Regions from separate parts of the Homo sapiens genome. Here all the other regions are linked to region 1. Evidence: chromatin contacts called from ENCODE Hi-C or POLR2A ChIA-PET data. All regions are on one chromosome and are shown on one strand. The core of a region is the stretch at or near the end of the contact, and the rest is flanking DNA. Distances in the headings are between cores, read along the strand shown.

Region 1 (3,493 bases), core at 96-2,595:
TAATGGGGGAGGAGAAATGTTGAACTAATTAATATGTTAAAATAAGATGATTTCAAGATATTTTAGAAAACACAAAGCTAGTGGTACATAACAATATTATTTCTATTACATTTTCCTAAATTAAAAAATTAACCATCACCAACAGATAATGCAGATGCCAGGAGACAGCACTTGGCCTAACTGACTGTTTATTCTTAAAAAGGAAACCAGGCACTATTTTCCTATCTTGTCTTTTGATCACATGCTTGCTTCCAAAGTCATTCTCTCTTTGATAGTTTGAGAAAACAAATTTTTGGTTTTGGAACGGGCGCCTTGTTTAATCCTGGTTTCTGCAATCTTGGTAAATCAGGGAGAAAGATATGTCCAGTGGGCAACACAAGAATGTTTTATTTGCGTAAGAAAAAGAAAATAGATTTTTTTTTCTGAGTTGCAGGAATAGAGTTTTGACCATATTTTGGTGTTTAACATCCGTTCATCTCAAAAAACTTTTTTATTTCCAATCTGTTCTTGATTCTATTCAAAGAGAACTATGACATCTCTCTCCATTAATAATATTTTAAAGCTTATTATCCTATAGGCTCTTTCTTAAAGGTTAGGAAAGGAAGCTGCTTTGGCCAGAAGTTTTGGAGGTTTTCTCTGGGGGGGTACCTGAAGGTTGGCAAGTGGGTGGGGGTGGAATAGAGGAAGAGTGTTTATCACCAGGACACCAAGTTCTGATCCCCAAATCAACAAGCCATGCCCCAAGTTAGGAAAACGGAGAAGGGCTGGCTGGACTTCAGAAAGACATGCAAACAAATTTACCATACAGTGGGTTCACGATATTAAATTAAGTATTCAGCAATCACAAATCTTATAACACATTCCAGAACAATCGAGTGTGTGAGAGAGAATGAGACCTCAAACCAGCTGAGCCAGTATTTAAAGCCTTTTTAATTTAACAGAACCCATTTTTTATGGTATCCAGGATATGTTTCTGGCTTTTCAAGCTGTCACATGATCTCTTGTCCAGATGTGAGGGTGTATATCTGGGACTGGACCAGCCAAAAACCGCAGCACTTTCCTTCAGCTTGTAGCTTGTTACTGTAACTCAACCGTACTCCTCTCAGCTACAGAAGCCCCACATTAATATGTGGTACAACAACAATAACACAGGAGGGGATAAAGTTAACCAAAACATTCACATGAATCTGGAAAAGAGGAGAGGCGCGGGGCGGGGCTGGGGTGGAGAAGGAAGGAGAGCCAAGTCAGATAGGTTTATTTGTCAGCTCCACACAACACTGAAAATGAAACCTCCAAGTGTGTGGTGGTCTGAAAACTTCCCTTTTTCTCACCTACTGTGAACAGCTTTTACCCAAGGACAAGACTTCCTGGAGCTTTCTTCAGGAAATTAGCAAATGCCTCTGTTTGGAACGTCAGGTTTCAGGAACCCACAGCAAGGCCAGAAAGTGCCTCAAGAACCACAGAGTGTAGAGCTTCTCCTTCAAAGAAATTTCTGGAAGCCCAGGCCTTCACCACAGAGTGGGCAGAAACAGGAGGGAGAGGGCAACCGCCTGCCTGCCTGACTTTGCACCTTTGCCAATGACCTCTGAGGGACCAGCTCATAAAGCTGCTCAGATGGCTTCTGTCAATCAATCACATTCGTCACGAGGTTTCTTTGTGTATAAAGTGGGGACAGTAATAGAACCTGCCTGGAGGGGATGTTTTTAGGAGTAGAGGAAAGCACTTAGCATCTTCCCTGCCTCAGTGAGTGCTTTCATTCATTCTTGAATCCACAAATATTGACAGAGCACCTACTATGCACCCCTGTTCTAGAGGCCTGGGCTACCTCTCTGAACAAAACAGACAAAGATCCTGACCACAAGGATCTTACTTACATAAGAACAGGGGGAAAAACAATATAATAAACAAGAAAACAAATTCATACCTACAAAGGCAACATGAGCCAAGGCAAAAAGGGGAGAAAAAGCCTGCTCTGGAGACCGCGGCATCCGGAGAGCAGGCGCCATGTAATAAAGTGATAAGGAAGGTGGCTTTTGAATTAATTAAACAAAGCAAACGTCATTTATAATAATCTTGTCTTAATTCACAAAGGACGTCTTTCACCCCAGGGGGCTCTTTCACCCTATGTCTAGCCCTAACAAGTGGCTTCATTAGAACAGATGTGCACAGCCGGATAGTGCTGGGGAGCCTCAGAGGCCTCCCCCATTGAAGATCCTGCTCCCCTTTCTGCCCAGCCCACCTCGGAGGCTCACCAGGCCTAGAACTGCACCTCTGACTGGTCACGAGTTGGAATAAGTGGTCTCTCTTGAACACACATTGTGCAACTGGCTCTGGCCGGCTCACCCTTAAAGCAGAGAGGGTAAGGCAAGGAGAGCTCCATGTCCCCTTTCATGCTATTCTGATTCTCCTCTAAAGGGGCACGAAAGGTGTGAGCCAACAATGTATTAAGGGGAAGCCTTGTATTCTTCTTCGCCTTAACTCCCATCCTTGCAGTGCCACAGAACGGACACCGGAAGAGAATTCTATCCCGGGCCCTTCCACGACACACTCTACTTTCAGGACACTTTTCCTTCTTCCTTCGAGTGTCAATCCTTCCAAATCCTCTGTGCACTGCTCGGTTTGACTTCAGCTCCAGTGGTGAAAGGGAAGATTTATTTCCAAAACGTTCTGTGGAGAGTGTTTCATAGAAGATGTATTGTTTCTAGCAAGATCTTCACCAGGGCTGAGGAAGAGGCAAGAAATCTCCCCCAGAAATAATGCCACATTTCTTGGAAATCATTGACTCTGCAAAAGAAATAAAGAAAAAACCTGTAATCATTTCAGTTAAGTTGTATGCAGGTATCTATATTTTATGTTTAAATACATCTGGGTATGTGATACAATGCACATATACACATGTTAAATCATATAATCTCAGGGTCAGAAGGGTGCTTATAGTAGAATTTCCTCTCTTACTATAATGCACTGTGAATTATGCCTGCATTAAGTGTAACATGGGTTACAGCCAAGGAGAAATATCTACCCAGCTGCAGTCCAGCCAGTCTACTGAAAGTCTGCAGATGGCACCTGACAAAGCCAGGATTTTAATTCACAGCCTGTATTATGACAATTAAATTAATTTCAAATACTTTCATTTAGTTTAAGGTGAGTTTAAAGGCAAAGAAGTTAATAAAAGACTTACAGAGTTTTAGCAGTGGTTCATATCTCTGGCTACACACTAGAATCACCTGAACTGCGGTATTTTTAATTCATACCTATAGAGAGTCTTATTCACAAAGTAATCCAGCATGCATTACGCTAGGTTAATTTTTGCAGCAGTAAAATATTCTGCTTATAATAATGAAAATTTGTGGCAAGAAGCCTCAAGTATAATTAATATAATTTCCCCTCAGTAATGTCTAAAATGAAATCACTCTCCTCTACACTCCATACCCATACTGTGATTTTTTTTTTTTTTGAGTTGGGGTCTAGGCTGGTGTGCAGTGGTGCTGCA
Region 2 (3,632 bases), core at 522-3,021, 160 kb after region 1:
ATGTTCTATCATCATTTCTCAATGGTAACTGCTGGTGGATAACGAATCTTGAACCAGGCAATCTTGCTGGGGAAGGGAAAATATAAATAACACAATGAAGGAGACTCTTACTGATCTGTGTTGCAAACTCTGGAGTTGGGTCTGCACCTGTGGTCTAAGAGGCTGGGGTAGGGTGTGGCAGGGTGAGAGTGGGGGTGGGGGGCCTCTCCATCTGTCACTGATGGTGTGTTCCACGCTTTTCATAACTGAGACTTCTGCAGGCCTGCTACGTGTGCACCTGGCATGTCCTGACACCACACCACTGCCCCACTGACTATCCAGCACACAGGCACTGCCCACGAAGTAAGCTATCATTTCCTTAAAAATCCCTAAACTTCCTCATATCTTTCTACAGAGTCTCACTGAGGCTCTAAGCCCATAATCTCTCCTGTAAATATATTGGCAGGAAGCAGCCCTGGCTCTGTCCTCTCTCTCCTTAAGTGGCATTTGTGCCCTCCAAGCTATCCTGGTAGGTTTAAGATGGCCTCCAGGATCTGGCAGATGGTATTGGATGGAATTCATTATTCTAGGGCACACCTATTGGTTCAATAACATCTGAAGAACTGTGGAATGATCTGAGCATCAAAGGTTTCGGGTCTTGGCTTGTCCCTCTTATCACCACCACCATCATCTCTGCTAAGTCATTCCATTGTTATCATAACTTCTTAGCTCCCCAGTGATTTACTAACTATGCCATTTTGCAGGTATAAAATGAGCTGGACAATATATACTCTTTGTCCACATCCATGGAGTGCTGGGAATAAGTTTTTGAGAGCCTTGTCAAAAGACTCTAGGTAGTCAAATCCTCCTTAGCTAATGTTTGTGCAGGAATAAGAAATGCTAACTCTTACTAGCTGGGTTCAACTTTTTCCCCACTGACTTGCCTTCTAAATGCAGTGAGTCATCCAATACCTTCAATAACTACAGCAGTGGCTCTCGATCACCTGGGAGCTTAGAGCACATACCTACACGTGGACCCCACCCCAGAGAAACTGAATCAGAATTTCCCTATCTATCTGCTGTGCCAAGAGTGTCATGTTCTGCTCTCTGAGACCAAGTAGAACACTTGGGTGGGGGTGAAGGAGCGGGGTGGAGAACCTGTCCTCTGACCCCACCTTTCTCTAACCACATCTAAGTGAAAAACCACAAAACCAAGTAAACAGGCAACTGAGGGTTGATACAGTGATTGAAAAGGGGCGGGGGTGTGGGGTAATGAGGATGGATAAAGACAAGAGACCACATCACATTAACAGAGTCTTTCTCAAATTCAGACCTCACACTCCATGGTGGAAGGGATCTTCGGGTGCCAGGGTCAAGTTGCTGACACTGCCCTGGGAAGGACTGTACCCTGCCAGTGTCCAGGCTGGAGGGGCTGAGCTCAGCTAACTAGAGGCTTCAGCACCCTTTCCTCCCTGCACCCTCCAGGGGGCCCTCCCGCCCCTCCCTGGTGGCCCCCCCAGCCTCGCACACGCTCTTCATTATCACCACCGTTGCCTGTGCTTCTCGGGTGTTCCACCCATCTCTGGTCTCCGCCCTGAGTGAGGGGATTAACTTCCTGCAATGCCACAGCTGCAGCAGGCTGTTTCTGCAACGGGCAGCAGGGGGGCCACATGGCCCAGGAGGATGTGTATCCAACAACTAAGGGTGCTGAATACTCATTCTGGGGGAACTTGGGGTGGGAGAGTTTGCTCTCTGGGGCATTTCTGAGAAAGGGGGAAATTGGCATTTGGAGGCCTTGTCTGACACCTTCACCATAGTTACCAAAAAACAGAAAGAACGTTGCTGCCATCTCCATTATCCTCCTGAAGTGGCTTCTCTTTCCCCATGCGGTTCCTCTTTGCTTCCTCCCCATAATAAGAAATGCCTTTTATTGAATGCTGGCCATGTACCAAGTGCATTCATGTGCTCTCTTCAGTAATATTCTGTTTGTAGATGAAGAAACTGGGGCCGACGGAAACGAGACTCAGCTTGTTAGTAAAGTCAGAGGTGGTGCTCAAAGGGCCTGACCATCATTAACCAAATCCATCAGAACTCAGAGCCATGTGGGCAATTCTGATGGGAGCAGCATAAGCAAGAGTTGGGAGCACCCACAGGCTTTGGATCAAACAGTTACTTAGCTCTTCAGTTTCCAACCTCATCTGTAAAAGAGGACAACAGCACCTACTTCATAGGGTTGTTTGAGGAAATAACACAGGAGGGACATTTAAGACCAAGTCAGGTGTAGCATGGGAGCTTCATAAAGTAGCCATTTTATTATTAATCTCATTGTTAGTTTTAGAAATATAACTGCCAAACATTTACTCACTCATTCAGTAAATATTGATAGAGGGCCCTGTACCCATCACTAAGGTACATCTGTGAACCAAAAATCAAGCGTTACTATCAGTTGATGGGTTCATTCTCACCCCAGTTGGAAAGCCCACTGTGGAAAGCAGGTCACCATTGGAAGGTTGCCTGGAAATTCTGGGATTGTCAGAGGACAAGGACGAGTGTTTTGAGATGAAGTGGCCACCTCTCTTCCAGCATCCTTGAATACTGGAACCAAGGCTCAGGATGGTCTGTCCCATGAACAGGAGGGTTGTGGGGAGGAGAAGAGACCAATCCTTATTAAGCACCTTCAGGTAAGATTCCTGAAACTCCTGATACAGCAAATGCTTGTAGGAGGCACTTGAGATGCTCTCAGAGGCCATGAAGTCAAAGCATTCAATAGCACAGACTGACACGTAAGAGAAGATATAGTCCTGTGCTGAAGAACTCCAGGTCTGGAGTCAAATTTCTTCGCTTCCCATTGTCTACACCCCTAGCTAGCTTGGGTGCTCTGAGCAAGTGGTTTATTCTCTCAGACTTGATGTCCTCAGCTAGAAAACAAATGGAAATGATAGAATCACTGGTCTCATAAAATCTGGAGGTGTCAATGGGAGGATATGTAAAAAGAGACTCAACAAATTTTACCCATTACTATGATCTGTCAGTCTTTCTTACTACTCCAAGAAGAAAGTCTGGGTGTGCTGGTGAGTCCAACACTTTCTAATCTTCCCTTTAACAGGAAAGGAGCAATCCTCAGGCCCACAGCCTTCTACAGGTAAGATAACCTCGTTAGGACTTCATGACATTGCTTTATTTTCATGGTGTGCGGGGGGGAGACAGGATGATTGTCTTCTAATTATGGCAAGTGATACTGGTTTTTTTCTGATAATGATAGAAAGCTTCCTTTTAAAATAAACATTTCAATAAAAACAAATCAACTTCAATACAAATGTTAAAGAAATAATAGAGCAGGTGGATACAGCAAACATCTTAACTGTGGCATCCAAATGACTGAAGTTTGGGAAACAATGACAGAACAGCCCCCATGCCACTGCTTTTGGCCTCCAGTTAGAGATGAGAGGCTCCAAAAGCCATGCTTTGAGCCTCATTCTAACTATCTCTAACATCACTGTCCTTTCCTAATATGTCCCATCAACAGAAATATGCCTTTGCTTCCAAGCCACTCCAAAGAGACCACTGCACTTCAGCCATTTCCTCCTTCGTGTACCAGTGCTGTACATTTCACCCCCTGCACTCCAGGCTGAGGGATATGGCCCAGTCCCCTG
Region 3 (3,548 bases), core at 619-3,118, 180 kb before region 1:
GATAGGGCACATTGCTACCCTGAAAATATATATATATATGGGCTCTGTCTTCTACTAGTAACAAATAAAAGGAGACTGAATTCTTGTATATTCAATTCTTATATATTCACTTTCAAGTTAAGGTGATATTTTTTCTCTCTCTGGTGAAAATACCTGTCCTAGCCATTGCCAAAAAGGACACACTATTTTAAATTCTCCTTTGGTGCTGGAAAAATCTGAGTCATTTACCCCCTACTAGATTTCAGGAAACAGAAGTATAAAATTGCACATTTAATTTGCTACACACTTCAAACTTTAGGAGATGCAAGACTCATGTAGTAAAAGCTGTGCAACTCAAACATCCAATGGGTAGCTTCTCCCCACAAACTGTAATTTTTGCTGGGGCACATTAGGGTATCCAGGGAACTGCTCTGAGCAAGGGGGAGGGAGGTCCAGGTGTACTTGTAGCATATCTGGGGAATTCTGTGTAAGTATCAGTCACCCCCAACCTTTAAGGTTGCCCCATTTCACATCTGTTATGATGAAGGCTTTCGGCTGGGGGACTGTGGTTCTGGCTGTAGAGTCAGAATGAAAGGAACAGCTGAATATCCCTGTTCATGTCAGCATTTCAGGGCAGAGGATGAGTCAAGCACGATGTTTACTGAGCAGAGCCAGAGGCAAGAGCCACTTTTTTCTTGCAGCTCTAAGAATTTTTTGTTGCTTTTTTTGTATGCTTTGTTTCTCATACATCAGCATCATCATGCGTTGCACATACACATTGTACATAACAACTGCTTACAGCATGCCGGGCACTGTACTAAGCCCTCTGCAGGTGATGACTCAATTATTGCTCCCAGCAACCCTCTAAGGTATGCCATGTTATGATCTCCACTTTGCAGAGAAGGAAACAAGCACCGGTTAAGCAACCTGCCCAAGCTAGTATGTGTCAGGGTCAGGACCCCAGCCCAGGCAGCTGGTCCCATGATCTGTGCTCTTGACTTGCGTATATTAACATTTAATATAATCCACTATTTAATATGTATGTAGTGCTGAATTAAACAAGAGTGTGTCATTTAGGAAATGGTGATCAAATCAGTTCACGATCCGATGAATACTCAATGAATGACTACCATGTGTATTTCCTTAAATATACTCAACACTTCCCACCTTCCCCATCAGGGTCCTCACCCAGCAATCCATGTGGGGAAAGGGGCACAAAGTTGGCCCACAGTGGGCACCGAATAGATGCCTGTTTAACAAATAAAAGAATGGGCAACTGGAAGAGAATTTGTAGGATATTCACAGAATCACCAAATCCAGTAATTATTTCAGTCTAGCATTGCAGTGGCACAGAGGCAGTTTTTAAGTTTGTGAATGGCTCTTATGTAAAAGATGTGGCTATTTGAGGATGAAACAAGACAAAATGTGGTGAATGTACTTCAGCCTAAGTGTTTTGGGGGAGGGAGAATTGAGAAAAATCTCTAGGTCTAAACGCTGGAACGGATGACTGATAAAGTTAGAATCTCTCTTAACCAGCTCATTCTAAGTGTGTGAGCATCCGCATTAAACCTAATCTATGGCCTGATACTTAAAAATAACCTGTTATAAAGTAACCATAAAAAAACTCACAGATTTCAGCCTGATTCATTTGGCCACATAAACTACAATCAGCATTAATAGCTTCCGTCAGCATTTATGCCGTACTTTCTATTAGCACGATGGGTTCTACAATCATTTATGAGTTTCTGGAAAGTCTAATAGAAAACACACGTACATGTTCTCTGTGGAAAATACACAATAGGTTTTTGGGGAGTTTTTTGTTTGTTTGTTTGTTTGCTCAGGGATAAGCCAGAAGGTGTCGCCACTGCCCCATGGCTAAAGTCTGGGCCGGGTTCCCTAACCAGAACTTCTCCCCTGATCACTCCTGAGCTCGCTAGCTCTGCAGCTTCCTCCCACATTCAGTCAGTCTCTCTCTCTCTCTCTCTCTCTATCTCTCTCTCTTTCTCTCTCTCTCTCTTCCTCCCTTCTCCTGTTGATAAATAAACATTCAGGCAGCTTACATGCTACAGATGAGTACACAAAAGGAAACTTAATTCGAAGACCTAAGTGATAATCTTTCTCTTCAAATCTACTGTGGCTTTTAAGAGGTTTAGAAAATTATTTGGATCTGGAGTCCCTACCTCCCTTCATACTTTAAGAAAATATTATACTAAAGGCATGCTAAAGTTGTCCTAAATGTTTACCATGCTGGTGTTTTAAACATAGCCAAATACTGGCCAAAGTCTCTTGCCTTTAAAAAAAATATGCATTTTGTTGTTGTACTAATACTTCTGAACATACGCCAAATATAAGGGTGATTTGTGGAGCTGTATTAAATAAAAAGATGCTTCTTTATAAGAATCCCCTATAGAGCTTGGGGAAGCAGCTATGTGGAGAATCTGTGTCTTCCTTAAGAAAGTTTCTGAATTCCTTGGAAATACATCAGAAAACACCCCATTCTCCCCACCACAGAGGAGGGTGGGCAACCAACAGTGTCCTATATCCCAACCCACCATAATTGTAAGACTTAAACGCTATCTTTCAAATAAAGAATCATTTACTGGCTTCTTACTGGAAAGAACTATAGGAGCTTGTCATTTAATTCATCCTCCCCTCTGAGGCTGAAATTCTTTCTAGAACAAACAAATAATACCCATGGCACCACGTGCTGCACACTCTCTGTAGCCCAGCTGACGCCACACGAGGGAACAGTGGGGAATCTGTTGAAGTTGCCATTGCATTTTGCTTTCTCATAAACCGCTGTTTGTCTTTCTGCCTTTCCTGTTTTTAGCAGTGCCTAGAAACGGAGGCCTGGGAATTGCCTCCCCCATGTGAGCCCCTGGGTTGTTCACACCCAGGGCCAATTTGACAACATCCTCCTCTCTGGCTATGAGGCCAAGTCCAGTGTTCTTGGTTCAGTGCCAAAGGTGGACATGAACTCTCTAAACTGTCAAACTAAGAAAATGTGACACACCCATGTGGCCTGGAGAGAGCAAAGCCAAACCCAAAGAGATGCTTCCAGGCAACTTTAGATCCCTAACATGTTAGGAAAGTCAAGAGCAAGCTTCATCCTGCAAGCTCTCCAGGATTCTCCTTGGACCTGGAACATGCTAGGATGTTCAGATAAACTTCACTTCAGACACTGAATTTCTGCCTTGAGCTATCTCTTCTCTCATCTTTCTCTCGGTGTCTTCTTCCCCTTCATCCTCTCATAAACCCAAGTTCTATAGCTGTAATAATAATAATAGCAGTTAACTTTAATCAAGTCTCACTCTGCACCAGACACTAGATGATGTGAACCTGTGAACAAGCATAACTGAGGATTCAAACCCAAATCTCTTATGGCAGAGTGAATGTGCTGCTCTGCTACTGTGTTTGTTATCAGAAGCCATGGCTCCCCGACATACTCGACCCAGATTCTCTGTTTCTTCCTTGATGAAACCAGTGACATGCAAACATAGCCAGAGGGCCCAGGCACAGCAGAGAGCGTCCCATCAGACCTGATAGAAAGTCCCCTTCCCATCTTCTAA

Evidence for each region. A loop is a pair of places that touch in the nucleus more often than their neighbours do. ChIA-PET counts read pairs that join two places held with the same protein, here RNA polymerase II (POLR2A). Pooled maps may share reads with other maps.
Region 2: POLR2A ChIA-PET joins it to region 1 with 10 read pairs in activated CD8-positive, alpha-beta memory T cell. The contact joins two enhancer-like sites. A Hi-C loop is called at or near these places in 6 of 50 pooled maps. POLR2A ChIA-PET finds 5 or more read pairs at or near these places in 3 of 52 experiments (HEK293, activated CD4-positive, alpha-beta T cell and activated CD8-positive, alpha-beta memory T cell).
Region 3: a map of ovary shows a loop between it and region 1 (3-fold over the local background). The contact joins two enhancer-like sites. A Hi-C loop is called at or near these places in 2 of 168 maps with a recorded cell type or tissue (GM12878 and ovary), 30 of 37 single-sample maps with no recorded cell type and 17 of 50 pooled maps. POLR2A ChIA-PET finds 5 or more read pairs at or near these places in 3 of 52 experiments (activated CD4-positive, alpha-beta memory T cell, activated CD8-positive, alpha-beta memory T cell and activated naive CD4-positive, alpha-beta T cell).

The regions. Positions count from the first base shown.
Region 1 is chr6:45,739,628-45,743,120 of GRCh38, reverse strand. No RefSeq gene overlaps it. Among named protein-coding and RNA genes, the nearest start is that of RUNX2-AS1, 160 kb to the right of the region's middle. Within about 2 kb of position 1,345, at least 7 of the 41 ENCODE cell types and tissues checked have a DNase peak (open chromatin) inside an H3K27ac peak, as active enhancers do.
Region 2 is chr6:45,584,415-45,588,046 of GRCh38, reverse strand. No RefSeq gene overlaps it. Among named protein-coding and RNA genes, the nearest start is that of RUNX2-AS1, 9.4 kb to the right of the region's middle. Within about 2 kb of position 1,771, at least 4 of the 41 ENCODE cell types and tissues checked have a DNase peak (open chromatin) inside an H3K27ac peak, as active enhancers do.
Region 3 is chr6:45,921,256-45,924,803 of GRCh38, reverse strand. All of the region lies in intron 4 of CLIC5 (chloride intracellular channel 5), which reads left to right. Among named protein-coding and RNA genes, the nearest start is that of CLIC5, 93 kb to the left of the region's middle. RefSeq lists an enhancer at 349-498. Within about 2 kb of position 1,868, at least 2 of the 41 ENCODE cell types and tissues checked have a DNase peak (open chromatin) inside an H3K27ac peak, as active enhancers do.